Linked DNA regions of Mus musculus: regions 1 and 2 are each linked to region 3. Evidence: chromatin loops called from intact Hi-C (ENCODE). Cell type or tissue: heart. All regions are shown on one strand.

The links. A loop is a pair of places that touch in the nucleus more often than their neighbours do. Peaks named below come from ENCODE experiments on the same cell type or tissue, not always from the same donor. Only the 100,000 strongest peaks of a DNase experiment are listed, where the experiment ranks them.
Region 1: a loop joins it to region 3, with 4 times the contacts of the local background. A loop is called at or near these places in 2 of 42 quality-filtered maps.
Region 2: a loop joins it to region 3, with 1.9 times the contacts of the local background. A loop is called at or near these places in 3 of 42 quality-filtered maps.

Annotation. Positions count from the first base shown.
Region 1 is chr4:82,242,741-82,250,740 of GRCm38, reverse strand. No RefSeq gene overlaps it. Among named protein-coding and RNA genes, the nearest start is that of Gm11264, 180 kb to the right of the region's middle. In heart, no CTCF peak of the experiment used is centred here; a DNase peak (open chromatin) is centred at 4,210; H3K27ac peaks cover 1,916 bases.
Region 2 is chr4:82,432,633-82,440,632 of GRCm38, reverse strand. All of the region lies in intron 2 of Nfib (nuclear factor I/B), which reads left to right. Among named protein-coding and RNA genes, the nearest start is that of Nfib, 69 kb to the left of the region's middle. In heart, a CTCF peak has its summit at 4,580; DNase peaks (open chromatin) are centred at 2,382, 4,682 and 6,592; H3K27ac peaks cover 2,549 bases.
Region 3 is chr4:82,300,550-82,308,549 of GRCm38, reverse strand. The region is part of intron 11 of Nfib (nuclear factor I/B); the gene reads left to right. Among named protein-coding and RNA genes, the nearest start is that of Nfib, 200 kb to the left of the region's middle. In heart, no CTCF peak of the experiment used is centred here; a DNase peak (open chromatin) is centred at 4,069; H3K27ac peaks cover 2,961 bases.

The DNA.
Region 1 (8,000 bases), 58 kb after region 3:
TAAATCAAGAGTATCATACATTTTATATGTAGGTTGCTCCAACTATGGCTAATTTGTGAACAACTGAAGCAACAACAAAACAACAACAACCAAAAAAGCAGCATTTATTTTGAATTCCAATATAGCTTTATTCAGTTTCTTTCTCTTGTTTTTCATGCATTGATTTTTTTCTTTTTTGAGAGCACAATGCCATACCACACAGTCTGAGTTTCCCTTCTTTCTGTTTAGCCTCTCTCTGCCTGGGAACACTGAGAACATTCCCGTGCACGTCCAAACACCCAGCGTTAACCCCTCTGTGTACAGAAGAGCCGGCAATGACTTGGCTGGGAGCTGAGGAATTCTCTCTATCAGCTCCTAGAGTTTCATAAACGCTGTCATTTAGGGGTTAAATGTAGCATACATTTTTTTTTAAAAGCATAATTTGTTGAAAGAGGCCTGAAGTAGAATATGTGAATTTGAGAAGGTGGAAGAGAGAGACTGTGCAGGGGCCTGAGAAACCCGGATTTAAGCTGGAGTCAGGGGAAAGGCCCTACTGGGGATTTCAGTGACTCCTGTCAGCTTCTAGCCATTCCTGTTGAAATCCCTCATGGTACCTTTGACAGCATATTATTACCCTACAGTAAAATCTTCTCCCTTCCTGGGGATTCTGAAGTGTGGAGCAGTTAACTGTGGGTGGAGGGATATTTCCAAGCGGTTCTGATGATGTGAGTGTCTCAGGAGCTAGGTTGGGACCACGCTCGCTAATTTCTGTTTCCATTTTCACTGGAGTCACACCAACAGGAGAATATGCCTCCAGGTTTCCAGTTGTATAGCTTATTGTGTATATATCCTATAAAACCAAAAACCATATGGAGAATTTTGCTTCCCTGGCTTTTTGTATGTGTGTACCAGGAAGTAGTAAAATGTTTTGAGATGCTATTAAGTCCTTAAGTTACAAAATCAAGATTCCACCTTAAAAATTTTCCATACTGTACGTTGTTGCATAGCCCGGGGTGCTGACTGCTTGCCAAATATCTATCAGAGAGTGATTTATGATATATGATACGGTCCCCAGCCCAACTGGAGGCTGCGTAGTTGAAACATGAGAAAGGAGAGGCCTTGTTCCTTCGAAACCACGATGGTTGGTTTGTTTGGCTTTTCTGAAAGAACATACAGTACAAAACGTGCCACATTTTACTGCACCAAAACTTATACAAGAAACAAAACACAATTCAGCTAAAATCCCTCAATTTCTTTTTGTCATTTGCAAGCAATGGTTTTCTCACGGAACGGCTGTTCTTTTTCTTTCATTCTTTCATTTCCACCCCCCCCCCCTCCACTTCCCTCCCAACTGCTGCTCATCTCTGAGTTCTAAAAGAGTTTCAACAGCTCTGTTCTGGCAATTAAAATGTTTTAAAATGAAATCTCCACTTCAGGTTTTAAATATTTTATGTGCTTTCCATTTTGCTATGACTAAGGATGTATTGTGATTTCTGGTGTTTTCTGTTCTACAAATGTTCCCTTTGCAGCTGGGAAGGAGTACATCTCCCATATGGCTTCAGGACACTTTGCAGTTTGCTTTGATAAAGCAATATGGACCCCAGCAAGGGGAGGAAAGCAGCCATTTTCCCTCCACACCCTAGCTCTCTTCTAGCTTGTACCTTTACATTTGTGGTAGCAGCAGGAAAAGGGACAAGGTGACTCTTGGATTTCAAAAACACCGTTGCTTTGGTATTGGCTGCCTTAACAGCTTAGCTGTGAATGTGAGGTTACTTTTCCTGATATGAATGTTTATTGCTTAGCCACACCCCCAACACAATACAAGAATTCATGATGTATTACAGAGCACATTCAAGTAACTGTGATATCCTGGTTTGTTTTCCGGGTTAGCTTGTATCGTTGTTATTTTTCCATGCTACAAAATACTCTTTGAAAATATGATTCCCAATGGCTCTGAAATGTATGTTGATATCCCGGTTTACTTAAGTATTATTTTTTACTGTGCTACACTAAGACACTAAACATAGGTGTATTTCCATGTTAATTGGCCTCTTATCATTATGGCAATCTGAGGAGTAGTCCTCTCTATGGACCTTTGGAGGTAGTTCTACTTACATCATAAGATAACCCAGCACTGAAAACTGCTGGGCCCCAATTTTTCATACTATTTGAATGATTCTGCTACAGATTTTTGGACTGGTTTTAAAAGTCTTCCCTGAGTTTTTACTACCACCACTGTATGCTGCCTATGTGTGATCTTATCCTTGTATCCTCCAGTGCCCTAGGTTAATTTTCCCCTAGCAATCTAATACATGAAAAGTGATAAAACTAGTTCTAACTGGTATTATTTTAACGTTAAAGTGACATGATTTCCTCTTCTACATAGCCTACTAATTCAGAGCCTCCCGTTGCTCAGTTTAATCAACTTTCTGAAACTCTGTCTTCTGTGACACAGATTCATACGGGAAACAGATGAAACAAGTTCTTGTAATAAGCCAGACATGGGTTTTCTTGAGGAGCAATTGAGCAACACATTGAGATCAAGCCAGAAGTTAAATGAGTGGCATAAACTTATTACCTACCTGGTACCATCAGCTTGTCCTCCGCAGGACAATGTAAGCCTGCAGATGGTATCTATTAATGCTCCAGAGGAAAAGCAGCTATTGTAGTTTTTGTTCTTATTTCTGCTCAGGAGTATGTATCCCGTTTGATGAATGAGTCTTAAAAGTAGGGTCATTTATTTTTGTTTTTTTCAACATTAATTTTTTATTTATTAGATATTTTCTTCGTTTACATTTCACTGCTATCCCCTTTCCTAGTTTCCTCTCCAAAAGTCCCCTATACCCTCCCCCCCGCCCTGCTCCCCAACCCACCCACTCCAGTTTCCTGGACAGCATTCCCCTATACTGGGGCATATAATCTTCGCAAGACCAAGGGCCTCTCATCCCATTGATGGCCGACTAGGCCATCCTCTGATACATATGCAACTAGAGACACAAGCTCTGGGGGGTACTGGTTAGTTCATATTGTTAATTAGGGTCATTTATGTAGTACATTTATTTGATTGTATGGAGGAAGTGTTTTACTACATAGCACAGGCTGGCCACTAACTTTCTCTTTCCCTTCCAAATGTTTCCATGATTGCTGCATGCATGTATCCACATCCAGATCCATCATGCATTTGGATCATCTTTATCTATCTCAGCTGTAAACAGTTTCAACTGAAATTGTGTGTGACTTGCTTTCACATATGAGAACTACAACTTCTCGCTTAAAGAGGTTGAAAGTGGCCAACAGATCCACTTCAAAACCCGTTTTAACATTATTTCTCCTGCCTTTGGCATTCTCTTAAGTTCCCACTTATTGAATACCTCTGATGTGATAAGTATGTTTCCCACTTGGTCTCTTTTATACTTTGTGACAATATAATGAAATTTGTGATCCATTTTCACAGGGAAAATTAACATCATAGAGATTATAATGGTCAGTTACTCAGAACTGTAGACTATGACTATGAACTGATAAGCACATAGAGGTTCAAAAATCCCTGTTTAGAAATTGCTTGGATACTATAGGATAAAGGCATCAAGAACCCTCAAGTAACCTGTCAGAAACTACTGAGTGACTTGGACAATTGAAGACTCTTGATTGCTTATATACAGGACAATGCTTATAGATTTCCTAAGGAACACATATCACAATGTTAAAGCCATTTTTCAACCTTTCTTGCTTTAGGAGTGAGCCTCCTAATCAGTGAAGATCCAACATTTCTTAGATAACACACAAATTTGGAAATGATTTCAGGAACTTATCTTGTGACTCCACATTGTTGGGCCTGTCCTTAGCTTTGGCGGAACACCTTGGGTTTCTACCTATATATCTTGCAAATGCTTTTACTTCATGATTTAATAGTTAGTTATCTATCCTTGGAACAGTCCAGTTGAGGTTTTTTTTTAATAAAGATAGGAGTTGATCACTAATGGAAATGCACTAGAAGATATGCTAATGGTGTTTTAAGGATGTGCTTTTAGTATCCACTCTTGGAAATCTCTATTTTAATTCTCTGGGGCTCAGGGTTTAAAAGACCAGATTTTCTAACCTTTGGAGTCCTGAAGCTCAGATAACCTGTTGCTATTTTTGAATATAAGTAGACCTTATTTGGCATTAAAAGAACTGCCCAAGGGCTTACCCCTTTTCTTACTCTGGTGGTGTTTGGATTGTCAGCGGAAGCCTTGAGCTTTGAGTCTTGGCAAGGCATTGCCTTCAGACAAACATCCTGTAGACAAAATTGTCCCACAGGCACTCAGTGTTCCAGGATGATTGACAGGAAGCAGTTTGGGCTGAGAGGAGGGAGGATAGATGCTGAGATTGGAGGAGGTTCCCAGGTCCGGCAAACAATAGTCAGACTCTCAAAGGAACCTCACACATTCTTTTACCCACACACTACAGTAGAAGCTTGGTATATACTTGGTGGCCATGGGAATTAGAGAGTGTAGGTTGATCTAGGGGCAAAAGGTAGCCTGGTTTCAAACCTACAGGGACAAAACAGCAAGGACTTGTGGCGATGTATGTAGCTGTGAGATAGGCACAAATAGATATGCAGAGATTTGAGGTGGCAGCGGGATCAGTAATTTAAAATGAAGTATTCTCCCAAAGAAATCATGACCAATACAAACTGATACTGGTCATTTTGGGCAGAGGAATTGAAGCAAGTGGTTGGAAGAGAAGCTTGAAAAGGCAATGAAAAGAAGCTAAAACCATCTAGGACTTTGCAGGGTTTCACATTTGGCCAGTTGCTGGTGTTTGAGCCAAGCCTTCTTATTATTTATTTTAGAAGTTGAAAGTAAGGTTAAATAAAGTTGTCTGGTGTCACAGAATCAGACATGTGTGGCATAACTAGGGTGTGAGTGCCATTTCTTAACACCTTCAAAATTCATGTGTATATAAATTCCTATATTTATCTAGGTCCTCCCCTCTTCTCTCGGCTTCAGTCCTGTGAGGGAGAGAACTCATCTCTCTACTGCAGTCTCCTGGAGTTTCCAGAGGTTTTTTGCATTCCAGCCCTGAAGTCTTTCACCATTGGTGGAATCATTAGGCCTTCTATCTCAGGGCTTTCTTTACTCAATACCCTGCTTCCTTTGCTACAGTGCCTTTCTTTTTTCTTTCTTTCTTTCTTTCTTTCTTTCTTTCTTTCTTTCTTTCTTTCTTTCTTCCTTCCTTCCTTCCTTCCTTCCTTCCTCCCTCCCTCCTTCCCTCCCTCTTTCTTTTTGTTTCCTTCCTTTCTTTCTTTCTTTCTTTCTTTCTTTCTTTCTTCTCTTCTCTTCGCTTTTCTTTCTTTCTTTCTTTCTTTCTTTCTTTCTTTCTTTCTTTCTTTCTTTCTTCTCTTTCTTTCTTTCTTTCTTTCTTTCTTTCTTTCTTTCTTTCTTTCTTTCTTTCTTTCTTTCTTTCTTCTCTTTCTTTCTTTCTTTCTTTCCTTTTTCCGAGACAGGGTTTCTCTGTGTAGCCTTGGCTGTCCTGGAACTCACTCTGTAAACCAGGCTGACCTCGAACTCAGAAATCCGCCTGTCTCTGTCTCCCAAATGCTGGGATTAAAGGTGTGCGCCACCACTGCTGGGTTACAAGCCTTTCTTTAATCTGATACTCTTCAAGATACAGTTCCAATGCTACCTGAGACACCCCTGTGTGTTATTCTGTTCCATTTCCCTGAGCGGGGTTGATACCTTTCAAACATTACAATCTTACTGCACAGATGACATTGATAACAAATCACTTTAAACATCAGACCTGTCAATTGTTGACATGATGACACCCTGTTTAAAACCTATTAGGAACTGGAAGGTGTCAATTCTGTGCAGATGTTTCTCAAGGTCTGAAAGTCCCTGGAAGATTCCTTCCAAGATTCCTGGAATTAATACAGGCTGAATAGATATTGGCAGGGCCCAATTAAAAAAACACTATCTAGAAATCCATTTCCCACCCTCTCTCTCCTCACTCACATACATGTTCCTTTCCTCTCCACCTATTTTCACTTCTGTTCTCTTTCATCCCTCCTTACATAACGTGTGCATACAAAAATGGCAGTTTCTGTCATTTCCATTTATTAAATCTCTCCCATTACCATTGTTTCAAGACAACTCTCCTTTATTTTTTCTATTTCTAAGTTGATGGAAATGTTTGGGAAGGACTAGGAGGTGTGGTCTTGTTGGAGGAGGTATACTATTAGCAACTAGCTTTGAAATTCTCAAAGCCTTGAACTATTTCAAGTTAACTCTTTTCTGTTTCCTGCTTGCCACTTGAGATATCAACACTTAGCTGCTGCTCCCAACATTTGCTACCTGCCACTTCTACTTTGCTGTCACGGACTTTTCTCCTCTGTAACCATAATCCCAAAGTAAACTCTTCTATAAATTGCTTTTGTGATGGTCATGGAGCAATAGCACAGTAACAAAGATAGAGAGATATGCATCTGCATATCCACACCAACAATAAATCTTTATAAGGTATAGAGTGTCTGCCAAGAGCCATTCTTTCCTTACTCCCTTTCTTCCTTTCTTCCCTGATGTCTTATTTTTCAGCAAGCATAGGTGCTCAATTGTGGAATAGTATCTATACATTTACATACCTTCTTTCTAAATAGATATTTGAGATGATTGTAGCACATCTAGACTTGTACTTGTGTGTATTTTCAGTTTTTTTTTTTAAAGAGCAACGTTGAAATTCCATTTATTGACACAGAAGACTTGACATGCTTGGTTCTGAAATGCTCTCCTAGCCTTGTCTGCTGTGAGTACCTGCCCCAGGCAACATAGCCTCCCACTGGTTCTTGGAATCCCCTGCATCCTTTGTTCCTGTTTTTACATCTACCAAGTGAACACCTACTTCCCACATTCCATTACTCGCCCACCTCTGTCTGCAACCCAAGGAGGTCTTATCCAAGTGCTGTGGCCTTCACTGTGACTGATGTGTCTCTATTCTAGAAAGTCTAGATTTGTGCACCACTTGTCTCCTTGTACTTTCATTGTTCCTGAGCACATGCCACTATGTCATTCTGCCACTTCAGAGTCTTAATGACTTTTTTGAACTCCTCAGGATCCTGGGATCTTACCATTTATATTTTGGTCACTTGTTTTTAATACATCACTTGTTTACTTCTTGAGATCATTTTCATTTCTTGTTATCAGATGAGGGATCAAGGGAGTGAAAGGTGATATTTAATATTAGGGTATCACATATCTAGCACAGAGCTAGAATCTTTATCATATAATCCTATTTAATCCTTCCCCAGAGCTAGTAAGTTATTATTACACTTTGAAGCCTTGAGGTGTTTGTCTAGCACCATATACAGCATGCATCAAAATTTGGTAATCTTTTTCTTTCCAAAGAGATGTAGTCATTAAAAGATTCATGAACCTATGAGGGACATTTTTTATTCACGTCACAACAAGAAGAAAGGAAGACAGCACATAACCAGAGAGGAGGGGGCAGATGATAGAATCCATGGGAAGATAGAAGACCCCATGGAAGGTACAAAAGACTGAAAGATTCCAGTGTACCTTAAGATCGGTGTGTGTGGTTTGTGTGTGATACTTGTATGAATGTGTAGGAAGGTGAGGGTTACTAGGTAAGAGATGAAAAGCTTTCTCTGTGCAGTTGCCTTTATTTTATAGTGAGTACAGCTAAGAGTTACTGACCTGTGAATCCTTTGATTGCAATGTGCAGAGCTGGCAGGAAAGGAGCAGAGGAAGGAATATAAAAGGGTAAGCTGGGTAGTCATCTTAACCTCCACAGACATAGGTGGAGAGGTGCTAGGATGGTACTAGGGGATTATGGAGAGATGAGCGTGTTTTTAAAGCTGTTAGGTAGCCCATATGAAAGAGCATACTGGCTGATCACCTTTGAGGAAGAGGAAAGTGGCACAATTAGGTGCTAACCCTTTGCCTGATAAGTTTGTTCATGTTAGAACAATTATTTGCATAGGGAACTTTGAAAGGTGAATAGATATGAGTTGGCAGATGAAGATG
Region 2 (8,000 bases), 130 kb before region 3:
ATTCCTTTCAAGGTACTGTCTCCTAACCAACATACTATACAAATAACTTCGGTTTAATATAGCTATATCTTGATGTGTTTAGATTTGGTAAACGCTCCTATCTTTCAAACATGCATCATTTATTTAAAATGCATAGGCATATGTTCAGAACAAAGTTATTTTCGGTGCATATATATTCATTAGCCTCTGTGTAAAAGTGCATTTCAAGGAACAACCATTTGAATGTTTATTTTTCTTTTAAAACTTCCCTTCTCCTCCATCTTGCTTTAATTGAACTCTGAGCTTGAATGAACTCTTTAAAGCCATTCCCATGGAGGGAAGAGCACATGCAAACGTGCTTGACTGATATAAAATAATTTCTTTGTTGATCATATACCCATGCATGATAAGATATGCATAAGAAGAAATCTGGTAGAGAAGTATAAATAATACTTATCTTTAAGCCAGCATCTGTCATCTGCTTCAGCAGACAGTACTTGCTTTCTTCCTAGCACAAAAAGGGCCGGGAGATTTATGGAGCAGCTTTGTCTCTGCTCTGTGATGCTTAATCAATTTTTATTAAATTCTAAATTAAAACTTGGCTTTCGCTCCAGTGACATCTCTGATGTATACAACACGGAGAAAGATCATGAGGCCCCGCAAAGGTTAAGCACGGGTGGTCCAAAGCCCCAGTCTGCTGCTCCTTCCCGGACCTCACTGGTAACTCTGGCCAAGTTCTTGGAGGGACGTAGGAGAATCAGGAGTGCAGCCTCAGCTTTGGACTCCCCAGTTTCCTTCAGCTCGTGGGTATTTGTAGTATGTTTATAGTACTCTCATGCATGTCCTTGCATCTAAGAGGATATATCAGTTCTGGCAACGTACAGATAATGTGCTCATTTTGCATTCCAAACACTCTGATAAATTAGGACTCACCAGTTATAATTGCAGAGAATTTGAATTTTTTAATCTTCATAGAGTTTTTCCATATTCAAGACCTGATACCGATATGAACATTATAGCTTTTTATCTTCCCTGCCTGAATTTCCTGATAAGCTCTGCATTTGGAATGTTCTAGTCTTTTCCTAAAAATTCTCTTTAAATACCAGCGTGTGGTAGAAGTCCAGTCAAAGAGACCAGTTTAAAAATGACCATCTTACTTGGTCAAAGTATGAACCAAGTTCGACCCTGCTTAGCTTCTGAGATCAGAGGAGATTGGGTGCATTCAGGATCGTGTGGCCATAGCTTATATTCTAATGTATATGAAGAATGGAGTCTTGTGCCAAGCTGAACTTTTTTCTTCTGCAGGAAACAAGTTTAACAATTCCAGTTGTGATTTTTTTTTCTTTTAGATTCTGCATCTATAAGGAGAGGAAGAATGGGATTTAATTTAAATTTTATTTCTCTGCTGAATGCTGATATTTTTGTTTTTGAATTTGGCTTTTCTTACATCTGGTACACAGCAGACTAACCTGTACATATTATTCCTTTGAAAGCGTATGTTTATGGGCGCTGATCCAAGAGACGCTTCTGTATCTACATTTCAAAGTGGAAGGTTTCTTGAAGAAAAGAGGGGGGAGAACTATGAAATTTGTTGTTAATTATTGTTTATGTTCTGGGAAATATGGCAAGCTGTAAACTTACGATGAGAAGATCTGTGTTTTTGAATTATGTAATATGTTCCTTAGGAGGCATGGGATTGCAGGAGAACCTGGGAGCCAATCTTTTCATGCCCAGTGAAAATTAATAACTCATGCAGCTGGTCCCTGCCCATCACTCATCTGTCCTTCACCACATTTATATTTGCCTGTTGCACACCACCATATCCTAGTTACCAGTGCCATGTGGACCCAGAAATGCTGATATTTAGAAACTGTATTTATCGCTGGGCAGTGGTGGCGCACACCTTTAATCCTAGCACTTGGGAGGCAGAGGCAGGCGGATTTCTGAGTTCGAGGTCAATGTGGCCTACAGAGTGAGTTCTAGGACAGCCAGGGCTACAGAGAAACCCTGTCTTGGAAAAACAAAACAAAACAAAACAAAAAGAAGAAATTGTATTTATCTACCTATTACCCAGGGCTTGGTTAGCATTCCTGACTTGTCTCGTTTTTAGTATCAACCTGGTACTGTAGAAACATGTAGGTAGAAGTACAGATACCGTGTTCATAGTTCAGTAGCTCAGCTCTGAAAACAGAGAATGGGCAGGGAATGGCCCAGTATATCTGGCCCTCATCTCCTGGAAGTGTATTTGGTCTCTGTGTGCACCACCCACGTGGCCTTCTTTTTCTGCTGGTTGAGAGAAAGCCTTTGGACTGATCCCTAGTGTTGAGCATCCCTAGTGGAAGGTGTCCCTGCTCAACTTGATGCACAGAGAGACTTTGAGGATAAAGAAGAGTTGGTCCTGGCTTTCTCACTTCAGAACTGTATCTTACTATGCCCTGGCCAAAGCCACTCGACTTGCCGACTGTGGATCGAGGAGAACGCTCTGTCTGCCTTCTGTGTTTCTAAGGGGTGATTTTGAGTAGATGAACTGAGGCTTGGGAGAGGTTGCCAAATGAGGTGGCGATGATGGCTAAAGAGACTGCGACTTCGGGAGTGCTTTCTGGCAGAAGTACAACACAGACGGTATCATGTTTTTGACCATAGTACTTTAGACAGGCTGCCAAGTGTTTGTGATGAGATAGGGCTGTTACTATACTTTGCTTTTAACTTTACTTTTGCATACAGTGTATCGTTCTTGTTTTATAAACTGTGTTGCATACTTTTGTCTCTCTATAAACAAGTGAAGCTGTTGAGTTTTTGGACAAAGTTTGAAGCAGTCTTGTGTTGCTTCTATGCTTTATGCTCCAAGTTGAGAGCTGAATAGTGAGATCTTTTTTCGCACCATTTATAATGCGATGCACATTTTGAAGGCAATTTAAATTCTTTTGACTCCCCAGCCATATGCTTCAAAATGGAAGCATTCTACATGTCTGAATAGAGAACTAGGTAGAAGAGTGGCTCACACATGCCCAGCAAAGTCTGCAGTGGGTTATTGTCCTCAGTGGGGCAGTCCAGTCTCTTAGAAAATCGCCAAGTATTAGCCCCAGCTTTGTTGAAGGAAATTTAAAATATTTCCAAGGCTACACATGATCATTGATATTCAGAATTTATACGTGTGATGAGACTTTATAACTTGTCCAGCATATTATTTGAAAAGGTGTCAATATGGAGAGTCATAAACTTGTAAGTCTAGTTTGTGATGGAAAGACAAACGCGAATAGGAGTGAGAACTGCATTCCTGTTTTGTAATCGCCGTTTTCCCCTATCCCCTTTCAAGATCATATTCTTCTTCGTTCCTGCCACCGACCGTCTCGCAGTTTATTTCTAGGCTGGGAGAGTGGAGTGAATACTCTCGTAGCACATAAACTTCTCCATTCTGCTTCTCTAGAGAATATTTTTCATTGTTTTCACAATCCATTCTGCCCGGGTAGAAAACACCAGATCTCTCCAATATTTGGAAGAGAGTTTATACTTTCTCGGGTAGAAATATCCTGTTGCTAAACTTCTTTTTTCATAATCACGCTGATGTGTTGTGGTCATGCTGCACTGACCACATGGATGCCATCATAGAAGTAATTTAACAGATGTTTGGATGGCTAGGCTTATGCACCTTTTTTTGGAGTTTAGGGGGCTGGTTTCTTACTATATATCTCAGGCTGACTTGAAACTGAGGATGCTCCTGCCTGATCCTCCCCAGAGCTGGAATTGCAGCTGTAGAGACCACACCTAGCATTTACATGTCTGAGGTTAGGACACAGGCTCCTTCCCATTCTCATTAGAACTGTCTTCTTTGTCTCTTCCTTCCATTTCTATCTTAGTTAACCACGGGCGTGTGATGTTAGATTACATAAAAAAGCAATTGTCTTTTTAACTTTCACCAGAAATGGGGGGAGGGTACACTGACCACCTATGAGTCATACCTTTTCCTGATAACAATTGCTTATAGGTCTATTGACCTGCACCTGTAGATTTAGAATGGCAGCACTCTTGATGTGTGTACAGTTGCTTGTACACACACACACACATACACACACACACACACACACACACACACACACACACAGAGGGAGAGAGAGAGAGAGAGAGAGAGAGAGAGAGAGAGAGAGAGAGAGAGAGAGACATGGTTTTCTTGTCTTGCTCTCTGTGTAAATAAAAGTTTTTAAAGATAAATTAATGTTCTTCTCTGTAGCACTCTGACAATAACTTGTTAAATGATTGAGATTTATTTTGCATTTTAAGGAGATTTCTTACGATGCCTGTTAATGGGATGCGTTCGTTAGCATACTTGAACAATCAGCAGTAACATCCTTTCTTATTAAAAGCTGTGCTATATAACTCAACAGCTTCACAATACTTATCCCTTGATGGACTTTCACCACTAACTGACCTCAGGTTGTTTGGGAAACAAGGGGAATGGGGACTGAGGATTAAGAACCAATAGAGAGAGGGAAAGAAAAGAAACCAGGAACTGAACTTGGTTTATTTTTGAGAAGTCCATGGGTTGCTATTTCAGTTGGGTGAAACTGTGTTATTGTTTATCTGTGCTTTCTTCCCCTTGTGGCAAGAGACGTGGTGAATAGACACTCACTCCCAAAGACACCAATTCCAAAGCCCTGACTCATGAGCCCACAATGAAATACGAGGATGCAGCCATTTCCTACCTTTGTTTGAGAGCAAATGGATTGGCCCAGGCGGATGTGGGCCTAGGCTGCAGGGCTTTGCAGAAGGAAATGCTTTCGGTGGCCCTTCAGTACTAGATGCTCTCTAACAACCCCTTTGTATTGCCCTGCACAGAGCAGTGCAGTGTGAAAGTGTTCCAGAGAGTATACAGATCTAGTTCCGGGGCCCCTGCTTGTGCACTTAGAGCTTCTATGAGGCAGGGGAAGTAGAGAGAGACTTTCATTGCTTCTAAGGCAGAGGATTTTGAATGCTTATTATACAGTGTAGTGAATGCACATACCTATCGCTTGCTAGCAAATTCCTACGTGGTTGCAGCTTCAACATATAACCATGACTTCTAGGTACCTTACAGCTTGGCCCCATCTTACCTCTTCTGCAACAGTTTGCCTAAGCTCTGTTACAATGTTGCCTGCTTTCTTATGTTACACTGAAACTGACCATGTCACCACCATCTAGCATTCATGGGTCTCTGGTGTTTGTGTTCTGGAATCTCTCTTTCCCTGGAGAGTTGCAGATTCCTCTTGCTTCCTTATTTTGTCCCAAGTCTGTCCAAGTTACCTGTGCCTACAGAGTCTCATATCTCTTTGTCATTCCTCTCCCACCTCCCAAACTGGTTGCCCTGGAACTACCTCTCATGCGATACGAATTTCGGTCTTTATTACTGTTCCTGAGGCTTGCTAGAGTGTTAGCCTCATGAGGGGTTAGAGCTTGAGTCATTTTGTGCTCTTTATTCCAAGGCCTCAAATATAGTAGAATTCATATCTGTCTGTGCCTAGAACTTGGAGGAAAACAGGAGATCTGAATAAATGAAGACCCACTGTGGGCCATCAACAGATGGTGCTAGCTTCTTCTCTTGGGCCATTCCAGGCATTGCTGCACTTCAGGATGACTTAGTTTCCCATCTTATATGTGGAAACAACGATTTGCACACTCAGAAGCATTCTGGAGGTCTAGTTATGAGGAGTAATTCTGTGTAGTGAAAAGGCAAAATACCAACTTAATGTTCTGAGAAACAGTACAGGGGTAACGAAAGATAGTGTGTACAGTGGATGGTGCATCTCTCTGGGCCCATGGTTTTTCTTGTGTGCTCTGTCCCTGGGCACGTTTTCAGTGATAATGCTTGGAATGGTTTTGCAAGGGAGGAGTAAAAGACAGTTGAGCATGTGCAACATGCAGAATAGAACTTGGGGGTTGGGGCAGGCACAGTAAAGTCAGAAGACGAGACAAATGAGAAATGGAAGCTGTATGTTGTCATAATAACCAGTGTCTTTTCTCAGACATGATAGTTTCTTTCTAGAACTTTCAGAACTGTGATTTTATTTTAAACCTTTGAACTTATTCAGTCTGGAAAGAATTTCTTCTGTCTATGTGGTCCGTAGCCTACAGTGTGGTGTATGGGTCAGTGGCCCTACTGTTGGGCTGCCTAGCAAGTCTCTGCCAAGAGGATAGCATAGGCCGAAGTGCGTTTTCCAGTGTGAGGGTATATAGGAGATAAGGAGGTGGGAGGGGGGAGAGGGGACTAGGGAGAAGGGGAGAGGGGAGATGGAAGGGGGGAGGGGGGAGGAGAGAGGGAGAGAGAGGGAGAGGGGAAAATCTGGATGTTCTCCAGGAAGGGGCTAGGAGAGAACTCGAGGACAAACGCTCCTACTTGGAACACACACCAAATACTGGATTTTTTTTTTTAAGAGAAGCCAAAATTAAACCCAGTAGAGCTTACTGTTTGCTAATCAGCATGTGTTTACTTTCTCTTCCAAAACTGAAGTTGCCATCCAATACATTTCCTACCCAGTGCTATGAATCTGTCCAAATAAACATGGGAAGTAGCGAAACAATGACACCGTACGGAAAAACGTCTCCTCGTTCATTAAATAGGATGTAAAATGCCCTGGGATTTAATCCTAGCCGCAAAGTGAAGACTGACACGGCCTGGTTCATGAAGGGAGGGGGGTGGCTCCCCTCTTGAGTCAGTCAACATGGACGGGCAGGATTCTAAGGGAACATACAATTATACCATGCTGTCCTAAGCCTAAATGAAGATGGCTCATTTCAGTCCAGTTTCACTTATGTTCACTGTGTCAGAATATTTGGTTGTAGTGTAATCTTCTGATAACATAACTTAAGCAACAGACAGTTTTAATTTCCATCCTAAACTAGAGAGGTCGCTGACAGAGGTTTCAGGGTGACATTAAGAGTGAATTTCTCTGGAGGACAGAAAGAAGCTGTGGAAGGAGGCTTCTTTGTTGCGGTCAGTCTTGAAGAGTACAGTAGGAAACAAAATCCATAATCAACATTATAGAAAACCATCAATTCATAAGACTGACAGTTTACTTAGGCTGTTAGGAGATAGCTCTATATAGAAAGATCATGTCTTTTCCACACGTGTGAGTTTCTATAAGGAACATTGTTACAGGAATATGGATGGAGACATAGTTATTCCTGGGTTTTCATTAACAGTACATTATAAATGTGTTTTCAAGTGTTTAGCCAAGTCTTGGGATTGCAGTTCAGGTTCCTTTTAGGAAATAATAAGATATCAATTAGTTATTCTTTGTTGTGAACTTAAATAAAATGCATTTAGCTTTTGTCTGAATGTTATTCAAAATTCCTTGTACTCACTGTAGCAGACTCCAGCGGATAGAAACTATCATCACAGTGGCCACAAAACCATAACACCCACAGACTTGGGAAAGGGTACTTGGGCTGAAGAGGTTTGGGAGGTTGGGGTGGTAGGACGTGGTATTGAGAATGGACTGGGGGAGCTAAGAGGAGGGTTGGGGGTACCCAGGATAACTTACCTACTTGTCTGACATTTTCAAAGAACAAATTTAATAGAAGTTATTTTAGAAAAAAAATCCAAACCAACACACACACAGATACTCTGAAATAAGACAAGAGCAACAGCAGAAAAGTCTCAGGTTTGCAGAGCTCCAGCCCGGAGATTGAGTGGTGGTGTGCACTAAGGCCAGGTGCTCCTTCTGGTCCTGCTCTAGACTTCCTCTCCATAGTAAAGCCCCCTGCCCCCGTCCGTTCCTTTCAGGCCCAAGTGATGCTTCTGGGTATCGGCATAGCATAAGGTGGCTGAAGTATTAGCCACCCACTAAAGTTAGAACCCTTCCACCTGCACAGGTACTGGTATGTCATATTTTTAGGATGAGATAGCCATGTTGAACAAAAGCTACATGAACTTGCTTGTTGTCTCAGCAATCCAGTCAGATTATTTACTGAAAAGGAGTCTTAAACCTTCGGCACTAAGTCTCAGTTAAGCCTATGTAGATGTCAGGAGAGGGACCAGCGTAGCAGTG
Region 3 (8,000 bases):
TGAAACCAAAGTGATGTGAAACTTTGGTGATTTGGGGTGAGTAGTTCTGGAATCAGAACTTGGTGTACCCCAAAAGAAAAGATAACCCACACACGGGAAAGAGTGACCACAGTCACTGACAGCCCTTGCAGAAGCACTGTTCATCTTGAAGCTCCCATTCTCATCAAGAAAGTTGATGTGGGCAAGCAGCTTCAGATCATAATGAATCAGCGAGGAGGAGGACTACCAGAATTTATTGATTTCATTTATTCTCCTTCTCTGAGGATACTAATCTTCCATTGAATTAGTGGATAACCATGTGAGATGGCCTGACTGACCAGCAAAGACTGGGAGTTCTCTCTGGGTTGCATCTGCTCTTCTTGCCACGCTTCAAGAAGGGACATAGTTGGCGTTTCAGGTGTATCTATACATTCTGCAGGGACTCACTGAGTCAGGGGCAGGGTTGGGGCTGTCCTAAGTACTGTCTTGGTCACACTCACAGCAATTTTGAGTCTGTACATCACAGTTCAAAATAAGTGTGGACAGATGAGACAGCAATCTGCTTTGCTTTGCTACCATTCTCAAAGACAGACATGACTGCAGGATGTGGTGGAGCTTGCTTTTAGTCCCAGCATGGAGGAGGCTGAGGCAGGCGAGTCTCGAGTTTGGGACAAGTTGGCCTACACATGATTTATAAATGGTGCCCTGAAGTTGTTTTTAAAACTTGATGGATTTTCATTTCTAGATAGAATACTGAGAAGACAAATCCTAACTGCCTGTACCACTGTCACTTTCAAGAGAGACTGGGACAACCGAAGGTGTAGAGTCATCTTAGTAGTAGGACAATATTAGGGAAAGAGCGGATTTTTCAGCCAGAGGCATGAATGACTGAGCTTTAATATGGTAGATAAAGAACAGGCCATAGTTCATGCTTGTTGTGGTAACTCCTCGTTGTTTTTCTCATGGTTGTTGTTGTTGATGATTATATTTTGACTTAAAATAGAACTAGATCACTTTCCTTTTTCCTTCTTTCCCTCCAGCCTCTCCCAGCTACCCACTCTCCAGTCCCCCATGGTCCTCTACTCTCATTGATAGCCTCTTTTTCTTTGATTTTTGTTGTTTTATACACACACACACTCACACACACACGTGCACAAATGTTTATGCATAAAGGTAATCATGGAGACTGGAGATCACAACCTATATGGGTTGTGACCCCTTTGGGAGTTGCATATCAGATATCCTGTATATCAGATATTTACATTACAATTCACTACAGTAGCAAAGTTACAGTTATGAAGTAGCAGTGAAAGTAATATTATGGGTAGGGGCAACATAACATGAGGAACTGTATAAGAGGGGTCACAGCCTTAGGAAGGCTGAGAGCACTGCTGTCCATAGGAAGGCCAGAGCAAAGCAGGCATTTGGATTTGCTTTCTTTTGTTGGAATTGTGCGTGCTGCCACCTGGTTTGTCCTCTCTGCTTTCTTTCTTGCCTGGACCACTTGCCCCCTCGACATGCTTCCCTATCAAATGCAGCTTCTTTGGAGGGTTGAAATGACAGGAACTGTGTGCATCCTGTGTGAGCTAGAGAGCTATCTGCCTGCCACATCCAACCCCAGCTCAGAAACCCCCTCCGGCACCAAAGCTGACTCTTGGGTCAAGCTTCCACTGACCTTCTAGGTTACAATCTTCAGGGGTTTTCTTGCTTCGAACTTAGCATGTGTGAATCAGTCTCCCTCCCCCTCCCGCTTTGTGTGTGTTGCAGGCATATACAATCACAAAGCTAAGTAAGGGCTTACTGAAATCTAGAGAGAGTGACATTTCCCGCCTAAGCAAATGCTTCCTTGGTAGGGTTGATGCAGAATAAAATGCTGAAGGTCTCGCTTCCTTGTCTGTCGGTGGATTCACCTTCTAGGAGGACTATAGGTGATGGCAAGGCACTGCAACTGTTCTTTTCCTCTTCCATCCATGCACAAGTTCTGTTGTTTTTGCACACGTGAGTTGTGTGGGTGTGAACACAGAACAGTTACTTGCTCTCTTTAGACCCTAGCCTGACTCTGGCACTCTCAGATACGAAGGGACAGTGTAATCGAATGCAAAAAGAACGCTGGAGGACAATCTGAGAATAATAAAAATATAAGTTATTTTGAAACACTGGATGGGTGATTTATGCAAAAGAGACGCTGGATTGACCGTTTCCTCTTCCCTTCTCGCCCTTCCACCCCTTTAAGAAAACGCAAAGCCACAAGTGAGTAGTTGTATGTGTTTGATGGCTTATATAAACAGAAGAAGCCTTCAGATGGCTAAAATAAACACGAGTGTGTTACAGAAGGATATGTTTACACGAACCATTTGCTCAGCCCCTGAAATAATGAAGAAATGAAGATTTGACTGAAATAATTGGGAGGATTTTTTTTTTCCTGCTTATGATGCCATAATTGAATGGCACCAAAGAGACTTTTATCAGTGGTTTTCCATGTTCCATGTGTTCCCAGTTCCTCTCTTTGAGTTGAATGCTTCATCCTGCCATTACTTTACACGTGTTTTTGTAAGAAATTGTCGTTTATTACTGCAATTCCAGAGAGTTGCTTGATTTCCCAAGAGAAGTTTAGCAGCCAGTAAAGGTTATTTGGATCTGGCTGGTCAGGGGGAGGGCAAAGCAAAGGGGCAGCCGTGTGCATGGCATGCTCAGTAGTTATTGTGAAACACTGCTTTTCTTTATAAAATGTATGTTCTCTATCGAAAGACTAAAAACCAAAAACTTAAAGATAATTTTCAGTAGGTTGCAAACTGCATTCACACGTGTACGTTTATGTAGACAGGTAAGTGTCACATGCGATGCATGTATGTGGACAGTCCTGTTCCTATAGAATTAAGCTACTGTTTACTTCAGCATTATTTAGACTATCCTGGCATGTCTCCTAGGTTAGCATTTCCTGCTCAGGATTTCTTATCTTGACACAAAACTGCAGTCCGGGGCAGCTGGGTTGTTTCTGAAGTTCCTTGGGATGGTGGTGGTGGTGTGTGTGTGTGTGTTTGGGGGGCTGGGGGGAGGAGGGGAAGCTGGATTCCCATCTCTGAATCTTCTTTTCAGCTGTTGGCTCTAAAGTGTTCACATTTTTATACAGCATCCTGGGGCCCTAGCACCACTCCAGGACTAATAGAAATGCTGACAAGCTAGGTGGCATAGGTGAGTCCTTGGTTCAAGGCTGAGAATTATGAAATCTAAGGTTGCATCTGAGCAGGGTTTGGTACCAGGGCAGCTGCTGTTGTCATCCTTTGCTTTGAATAGTCTCGTGAAAGCAGTGACTTTCTGTCCTCATCAGCATCATTTGCACCTGTTGGGAGAGCAAAACTGAAGGCGGTAGTATTTTATTCAGATTATCCGAAATGGTTTTCACTCACTCGCTCACACACACACACACACACACACACACACACACACACACACACACACACAGTGTCTCTGTCTCTGATCTGGCTATTGGAAGCAGTGTTGAGACATCATTTTCGCCTACCTTTCTCCATTTATAAAGAGAGATTTGTCCAACTGGCCGTTTCCTTTTTATCTAGACAAACTCTTCAGAACACTTCCTAAGAAATTAATTGTATTCCAGCCAGACTTGCATGCTGCCATCCCACAGGAAATGGGTCAGCAATCCATTAAGATGCCATTAGATAATCTAATTTGGAACTTAATCTCTAAATTAACCATGCTCCATACTTGAAGCATACTTGAGAGAAAGAAAAAAAGTTTACGTTTGAATCGATAGGGGAGCCGAAGCGTGAAGAAGGCTGTTTGTTTTTTCTGTAGCTGTGGTCACGTCTCAAGCCGTCTGGTAACCAGGAGAAACCAGACATGATGTAATTCCAGATTGAACTTGAACTTCAGGGACTTAGCATGGGGGAACAATGGGCCATAGGAATCAATAATGTCCATTTTCCACATGATTATGTCTGGAGCTTTCCCGTCAACCCTTTTGGATGGACAGTGTGGCCAAAGCGAGATGATCCAGGGACAAGATGTTAGAGGAAAGAGAACAACTTTCTCCATGGTACTTTCAGAGCAGCGCTGCAGATTCCAGCGGGATTAGAAAAGTTCCCGCTCTGCAGTGAAGTGGGAGCTCGTTCAGAGCACTCTTTGTTCGCCTAGGTAGGACAAACTTAATCTTCCGTTTCCTGTCAGATGGTTTTTGGCAGCAGAGCCAGAGAGGGAGGAGCAGGATTCAGAACATTCTCAAAATGCAAACCTTACTGGTTAACCCTTTTGCAGCTAAAGGAAGTGTGCTAAATGCTGACCTTGTTTGAAGATGGTTTATGCAAAGCACCGTGTAAACACGCACACTCTCTGCTGAGGAAGTCAGCTCCATTGCGGCCCACACACCATCACTTCATTGTTGTGATCAAGGAGCTGGAACTAGGTGTACTGTGAATCAGGTCATATTTAAATAATAGAGCCTAGAAATGAATGTATTTTTATAGGAAATGCTACAGCAGTAAAGACAAAAGCCTGTTGAATTTCCACATGGGGAATAATAATATTTATGTTGCATATCAGAAAGTGTAGAAATAGAGTTTCCTCTCCTATTTTCTTCGTTCTGGGAGCTCTCTGCATATGTGAACACAGTGAAAGGGCCAATGTCATAAATATAATTGTTAACTCCTTGACATCTTACTCTTCAGAAATCTGGTATAAACAAGTCCTCTTCTTTAGAAGCAAAACTGTAAAAATAATACTAGTATTTGCTTTTAAGAAAAATCATTTGTGAAAGAGTCTCCTGGCTTTTATACAAACTCACATTTCTCTTTCATTTAGTATGCCTTTGGGGAGCCTTTCTGTGAAAAGCACTATTTTGGAGAACCGGAGTTTTTTTTTTTTTGGTAGGGAAATGTCTGTAGTTGAAGAATCACTTATGCAAATAAGAGGAGCAGTAACCCTTGTAACAATAGCATTGAAAAGAAGCCCAGGGGTGGAGAGGAATACAGACTAGAGAAAGGCTGGAAATCAACATGTGGGCTTCCCTGTGGCATGGTCTGGGAGGAGTAAATGACTACAGTTGGCCTGTATGTTTTTATATTTTAATTGGCAATAACATCCGGTAGCTTCATAAGTGTGTGTGTCTGTGTGTGTGTGTGTGTGTGTGTGTGTGTGTGTGTATGCATGCACGGGTGTCTTGTAATTGATTTGTAGTTAACAACTTCATAATTTTCTATCATAGGTTTTTTAGCTCTAAAATATGAGCAAAATCAAATCTTTAAAAAATATGCTTAATTTCCTGATTGAGGGGAAGGATTGCCCTTTAAATCTTATTTACATTTGACTGTTGTAAGCAAGTAAGTTTTTGTGACTTTTGAAGTGCCTGGGTTCCCTTGTTGAAGGGCCTTCTAACATCATGTGTGGAAGGAAGCCTCTATAGTAAAAGCAAAGGGTAGCAATGATCTGGTTCCCTAGACAGCTGCGCTGTCCCCATGTGAAGTCACTATTGCGTGTCGTCTTTTGCAGATGCAGTACTTCACTGGTATATGATACCCCCTTTTTTTTTTAAATTTGGAAAATACTTTCACTAATGCGTGCTACAATGAACCCTTGATCCAGCGTCCCCCAGAAGCAAAGCCGTCTGAAACAATTGACTATAAACCAATGAGGTTTGACAGCCTCCCATTTGATGTTATTTTCAAAAGTGTGGCTCCCCAAGGATTAACAATAAAGAAGGCTATTTACCTACTTAGTTAAGAAATAAATACACTTCTCTTTCATTACTATGAAGTGCTATTGCTTGCAGTTAGATTCATTCTATGAGCCACCTGCAGTTTATGATATTTGGTGTTTCCCAGAGAGCCCACTGGGGCCCTTTGCAGAGCAGGTAAGAGCTAGCGAGGGGGCTTTCTGATGCAGACTATTACAAATAGTTATAATCATTAGAAATCATCTTGCATGCAAATAGGATCATTCATATGGCGATAATGATCATTAAAAATGGGAAAAATAAATCAAAGAAATCCAGGACCTCTATAAAGCATGTAGTATAATTCACTTTCACTCTGGCCCCTTGTAAAAGGGGGCTCAAAAGCAAATTACTGTCATACATCCACATCTGCACACACACAAAACAAAGGCACATATTATTTTCAGTTGGAAAGCAACTAACATTGGATAAATCAATTACAGTTACTAATGTGGAATTATTCTTGTTCAGGAGATCTCATGCATCTAAGTGTCAGCCATAAGCCATTGGATATCATTTATAATTCACCTGCAGTACAAATATAGGAACAGGAAATTGAAATGTTTTTCACAGAGAGTTGAAGTAAAGAGTATGGGTAAGAATGCAGATTCCAGGGCTCCAATCCTGTGGCTAAGACCTGGGCTTCTGCTACCTAATACAGTGTACAGTTGGGCAAGACTTCAGGCTTCAATTTCCTCATCCATAAACTAAGCATGAATGTTGGTTGTTAGGATGAAAAACCTTAAGGTAGGTCAATCACATAGACCATGTATAGCAAATCACTCATGCTGTGTAAGTGCTATTGATCGGATGCCGTCTTCTTTGTTCTAATATATTAATAGATTCAACCTGAAGCATGCTCATTTATTCTGTCCACTGATGTGAATGAGTTGTTTTTCACAAGAAAGCAAGCAGCTAGTTAAGATGCAAGATAGTATATCTAGACTTAACTAACATACCTGAGCCAATTCTTTCAGACTTTTTTTTTTTGCTTTAGCAGAGAAAATTCCTTCCTGCATGTTTTTGGAAAAGATATTAAAACCAGCATGTTAGTAATTTATCAAAAATGTCCTTTGGCCAAAAGAATAACAGGTAACACCTGAAACTGGTGCAAAGTAATTGAAAGCAAATTTTTCTAAATTACCATTTTCTGTGGTCTTCAGGCTCCCACCACTATCTGTTAACAATATGGCTACTTTAATTATACAACAGACTTTGTATAAACCTAACAAATCTTTGTTCTCTATTACTTAGTATTGCTCAGGTTTCTTAAAAGAGTTCCTATAATCCTTGAAGGAAAATCAGTCCATCAGTCTAAATGGCCAATAGTGTGATTCCCCTGGACAGTATTAGTATAATTAGAATGCTGACATTCTATGACCTAATATTGGAATGCTTAATTCATTCTGAAATGAGCACTGATTAGTAGTTACGTGGATTGAGCCATTCTTCCAATACCTCTCACTGTTTTAATGACCTAAGACTAATAGGTGAAGTGTGTTACTTTGGTTCCTGCCTCAACTTAATGACTTCATCTATGTTTACTTGACACCCTGTGGTTCTGGTAGGTAATTGTGTTAAAAGCCAAAGAACCAATCACTTTTGGCCTTGAAGCCACTGTCACAGGATGAATTTATTTATTTATTTTTGTAATGACCAACAGATGTTGTTTCGGCACTCACTGCTGTTTTGTTCTCTTTCTTTGAGAGATAAAGAATCTATTCACTCTGTTAGTGGAACAACTTGGGTTTATCCAGATTAAGAAGTAGACATAGAGTGAGTTTTAAAGGCATGGTTGGACTATGTATAAATCTACCAAACCCTTGTGCTGTATTACTAAGTACATCGCAAGTTTCTTGAGAGTTTCAAATCACTTTCCCTCATAGTGCTCACTGCAGTGTTACGGGGGAACTTCTTTTTGCTTCCCAAGAAGACAGATCTAGAGACTTTGAGGTCTGTTGCCTCTGACAATCCACTCAGTGCACAAGTCCCCATGTCAACATTATCTAGGTTATGATATAGTTTGTGTGGCATTATGGCGAATTCATTGTCTCCTGAAGCAAATACCTTAAGAAAGTTCTGTCCCAAAAGTCCTTTCCAAGGTTGGACTGACATGTGACTTTGTCAGAAAGCAATGTTGCATAGTGAAATGCCCACGAGACACAGACAAAATAATTAGTATCCGGGGCTACATGAGAGAGATTGGCCTTTCTTTCCACATGAGAGGGGATACTGATGGCCATTTCAGGAGTTCATAGATAAAACACCAAAGATGGAATCTTATGTTCACCAG